2 separate regions of the Homo sapiens genome follow, and region 2 is linked to region 1. The links are chromatin loops, found by intact Hi-C in ENCODE. Cell type or tissue: CD4-positive, alpha-beta T cell. All regions are shown on one strand.

Region 1 (2,500 bases):
CAGATACATCACCATAGCATATGGAGATTTCTTTAACTAGAAAAAATAGTCCATCCAAATTCACATTGGTTGAGGAAGCCAGAACACTGACTTATCCATGTTTACCACAGCTCATCTGCCTTCCCTCCCTTAATAAAAGCAGAGGCCCAGAGTGACTGCCAAACAAAATCTACCTAAAAAACATGCCATTCAATTTTTTTAGAAGGCCATTGAAAGATAAGCAAATTAAATTAAAAGAAAGGAATGAAGAGATTTTCCTTCTGTCTGGTTGTTGAGAGAGAACATTTCTTGCATATCCAGCATTTGGCAATCTCTTAGCAAAATGGCAAATTCACAAACCCTTTAACCCAGCAAATGCATTGCTAAGAATTTGCCCTACAGATATACTTCCAAATAGTATGCCAGAATTTGTGCAAGAATGTCCTTTGTAGTATTGCCCATAAAAACAAACAAAAAAATGGAGAAGAAAACCCATATACCATCCATTGGGTTAAACGCGTTTTGATTTATCAATACAAAACAATATGTACAGCTATTAAGAATAATGAGGTAGGTCTGCTCTTCAAGATATACTATGCTTTGAAACAAGCTAAGTGTGAAGAATGTATATAATATGCCATTTAAGTAAAGATTTTAAAGGCTCCGTGTCGTTTTGTTTAGATGTCAACATGTGCATAATTTCTTTTTCTGAAAAGCTACAGAAGAAACTTCACAATGGTAATATTTGGAGGACAAGAGGCCAGCATGTCAGAGAAGAGAAGGAAAGGAAAGTTTTCATTTTCCTCTTATACCTTTCCTTCCTGCCTGAAGTTATAGGTATGGCTAATTTGATTTAAATCAATAATATTAATGAAACATAAAAGTAAAATAATTACCTAGTAATAATAAAACTATGTTGTTTATAACTCTTATTTGATGTTTGGATTCTCAGAATTTACTTCACTGAACTCCGAAATGGGTGGTATTTTTGAAATTTTTAGCTGCAATGAAAGAACACAGTATAACTGATGCACCCCACCCCCAACCAAACCACCCTCATACCTTGTCCACCACTGCCATCTCTATCTTGCATTTGAAAATATGCAGAGAAGACTCTGTTTCCATGCTACAGACAGTACTTCTAGAATTTTGACCGCATAGTAAACAGTCATTGTATCATCCACACCCTGAATGATGAGGGACAGGGACAGACAGAACCTACCTACCATGTGAGCAGCTCTAGAGCTGTCATAGCTATAGCTGACTCTAGCTCACAAAGCAGACATGAGGAAAAGCAAAGTTTGCATGTGCACATACACACAACACAAGCACACTGAGAATGAAGGAGAACAATGTGAGACTATACTGGTCAAAGAGTATTTAGGATCTGCCAAATAATCCAGTTTTGTTTGTATTTTCATTTACATCCCTTTCACCTTAACCATTTTCACAGTTATCAACTCTCTAATACACTGACACATGCTGTGTTAGGCACTTCGCAAGTATTATCTCATTTACTTCTCATTTAAAATGCCATTGGTTAATATCATAATCTTCCCATTGCATATGAAGAAATTGACACTTAAAGATATAACACTTACCCTACTCAAAGTCACACATCTACATCTAGCAAGTGGGAGGTGGCATTCAAACATAAACACAGCTGGCCTCAAAGGCACTATGACTCACTGTATTCATTCCTGATTCAAGTCTCATGCCTTGCCCTGAGACTGTTCTTTAGGACATAAATTGGGCAAAGAGCAATCAACTCACAAAAAGAGAAGACCTTCCAGACCAAAACTAGGAAGTTTGGAAAAATGAGAATCATGAAAATATGCGTATTACACATACAGCCAGGTTGAAGAAGACAGAAAGCATTAGAATGTGGAGGAACCTTATGAGCTAGAATGCTTAGTACTTAAAGAAATGTCTTTGGGATCAGCCATGCTCCTGGGATGAATCCTGACCTGGCCATGATCTAACTGTCACCTTAACCATGTCACCGAGAGGCTTAACCTGCACTTACTTCTTTCATCTGTAAAATGGATGGCATAATAGTGCCTGCTTCACAGAGGCATGGTGAGGGTTGAATAAGATCATGCACATTAAGTACCTAGGACCCAGTAACTCTCTGTAATTATGCTGTGTTTGAGATCATAAAGCTCTTAATCATTATAAAAGTACCTGAGAAATTCTGGAATGCTATAACAGGAAAACTTCTGAAAATATAGACTACCCCTAGGCAAGCCCTTTGTTTTACACAGCAAGAAAGTGAGACCTAATCAGTTAGAGGCAAGATGCTTCTCAAGTCAGTCTATTGAGTTTTTATTTTGCACTGAATTACACATCTACAGAGCTTCCTGTAGCAGGAAACTCTGCTCAGTTTGCCCATTGCTCATTCCTAACACCTTTTTCTCCTGCCTGTTCCCATCCCATGGCCAACTACTCATTCTCTCAGACCATCTTGAAGCCAGTGAAAATCTGCTGGGGAATACTCGGGGGAAGCATATGATTTTCCAGT
Region 2 (2,500 bases), 170 kb before region 1:
TCACTTACAAAAGAGTTGCCTAGAATTTTCAAATTAAACTCCAAATAGCATCCTTTATTTAACTGCGATCAATTCAACATAAGACTGAAAATCAGAATAATAGAGGGTAGTTAGTGTTCATCTAGCACCAAGAGTAACTCAGAAATTAAATTAACAGTTTGTTAGTATAAATCTCCCTCGTTCTCTTTATGAGTACTAAATTAAAGTTCATCCTATATTTTTAAATCTGTTACAAGCAAAGAGACAATGAAATAATGAAAGTATAATGAAATAATTTTACTAATTCTTAATACATAACCATAGCAATGATTTTGTAAGTTTCCAAATATGGTTCAGCAGTGTGGACCAGCATGGCATGAAAATAAATTTAAGTGTGTTTTCCTTTTATAATTTTTATTACTGTGAAAGAAAATAATTAAGGTATTTAATATTCACAAGCAGTATCAGAGGCAAGAATACGAGTATGACATTACTGACGAAATCTGGAACATAACGCAAGTGTAATGTTGCTTTTTTTGGACCACGTGATATATCTGAATGCAACAAGGAAAGAAGCCAGAAACATGTTAGCAACGATTGGGAGGGTGAGTTGATGGTAGCATGTAGAGTCAAGCAAAGTCAGAGGCTGTGACAAACCATGCTGAATTAGCACATGCAGTTCCTCTTGGTCTGCCTCCCACCCACCTTTCCAACTGCAGTTCTTATCACTCCAACAACATCCCCAAAACTTGCAGGGTTCTAAAGTTTATATAGTCTTGGGGTATCTGTGTCCTTATTTACACCACAGCTGAGTCTAAAAGAACTTTCTGCAATGATGGAAATGATCTAATTCTGCACTGTCTATTGCTTCTGTATCGAGAAACTGAATTTTGCAAAGCATTTAATGTTAATTAACTTAAATTTAGCCACAGGCTGCCAAATTGCACAGCACAGCTCTAGACACCCTCCCTATAGTCTGCAAACTCCTGCTCGTCCTTCAAGACCCAATTCAAATGTCTCTTCCTCCAGAATCCCCTTCCTCTTCCTGTTCCCTAAATAGCAGGTTTCATGGCTTTAATGATAACCATTTATCACATTCTATTACAATCATTTTATGGTATGTTGGTCCTTCCAACTACATCAAGAATCTCTCAAGGGGACAGACTCTGCCTGACTCATCTCTAAATACTCAGTTCCGTGCTTGGCACATGAGAATTATTTGATAAATACTTGTTGGATGCTCAAGTGAAATAATGAAGCCATCTTTAGACATGAACAAATATAAGCACAGCTTACCAGAAAAGTTCTTCCCAGGGGAAGGTTTACTCCATTTATATAAGAAGCTGCAAACCAGATATAGCTTGAGCATCCCTAATCTGAAAATCTGAAATGCTCCAAATGCTCCAAAATCTGAAACTTTTTTTTTCTTTTTTTTTTTTGAGAGGGAATCTCACCCTGTTGCCCAGGCTGGAGTGCAGTGGCGCGATCTCGGCTCACTGCAAGCTCCGCCTCCCGGGTTCACGCCATTCTCCTGCCTCAGCCTCCCGAGTAGCTGGGACTACAGGCACCCGCCACCACGCCTGGCTAATTTTTTGTATTTTTTAGTAGAGACGGGGTTTCGCCGTGTTAGCCAGGATGGTCTCGATCTCCTGAACTTGTGATCTGCCCGCCTTGGCCTCCCAAAGTGCTGGGATTACAGGCATCAGCCACGGTGCCCAGCCCAAAATCTGAAACTTTTTGAGCACCGACATGATGCCACAACTGGAAAATTCCACATGTAGTGTTATGATGGGTCACAGTAAAAATGCAGTTAAAACTCTGTTTCATGGACAAAGTTATTTAAAATATTACATACAATTATCTTCAGGCTATTTGTACGAGGTCCATATAAGACATAAACAAATTTTGTGTTTAGACTTGGGTCCCATTCCCAAGATATCTCACTATGTATACGCAAATATTTCCCAATCCAAAAAAAATCTGACAACTGAACCACTTCTAGGCCCAAGCATTTCAGATAAGGGGCAGTCAATATGTATGACCTTCAGATTTGATAGTATTTCACCATATTTGTATATATGTGTGCGTGTGTATGTTTGTGTGTGTGTGTGTGTGTGTGTGTGTGTGTGTATTTGGTAGACACTGCTTACCAATGTTAAAAACAGATTTCCAACATTTCTTGAAACAAATATTAGATCTGGCAATTTTAGTCCCATATTTGGGCTTGGCAACAATGAACTAGAATGTAACAAGCAGCTGCATCATTTAGATAATAAATATCCTCTACAGAATCTTTTTTTTTCTTCTTTTTTTGGTACTTTTAGTCCACTGTTGTCATTTATGGTCTCTGTCTTTCTCCTGCAGCCATGTGACCTTACAACACCAGACAATGAATGAAGAGACAGAAATTTCAAGTTCAGACATTGATTTCTCACCGACATTAGTAAAATAACAACAGTGACAATAATAGCTGCAAAAACAACAATAATAATGGCTGGTAGTATTTATTGAACATGACATG

Evidence for each region. A loop is a pair of places that touch in the nucleus more often than their neighbours do. Peaks named below come from ENCODE experiments on the same cell type or tissue, not always from the same donor. Only the 100,000 strongest peaks of a DNase experiment are listed, where the experiment ranks them.
Region 2: it touches region 1 in a loop (2.3-fold over the local background); 1 of 110 quality-filtered maps calls a loop at or near these places.

The regions. Positions count from the first base shown.
Region 1 is chr3:60,063,363-60,065,862 of GRCh38, forward strand. All of the region lies in intron 5 of FHIT (fragile histidine triad diadenosine triphosphatase), which reads right to left. Among named protein-coding and RNA genes, the nearest start is that of MIR548BB, 550 kb to the right of the region's middle. In CD4-positive, alpha-beta T cell, no CTCF peak of the experiment used is centred here; DNase peaks (open chromatin) are centred at 1,049 and 1,649; H3K27ac peaks cover 688 bases.
Region 2 is chr3:59,896,367-59,898,866 of GRCh38, forward strand. All of the region lies in intron 8 of FHIT (fragile histidine triad diadenosine triphosphatase), which reads right to left. It overlaps LOC105377113 (a long non-coding RNA gene), which reads left to right. Exons shown (of 3, transcript XR_007095936.1): 3 at 1-2,500. Among named protein-coding and RNA genes, the nearest start is that of MIR548BB, 720 kb to the right of the region's middle. In CD4-positive, alpha-beta T cell, no CTCF peak of the experiment used is centred here; no DNase peak of the experiment used is centred here.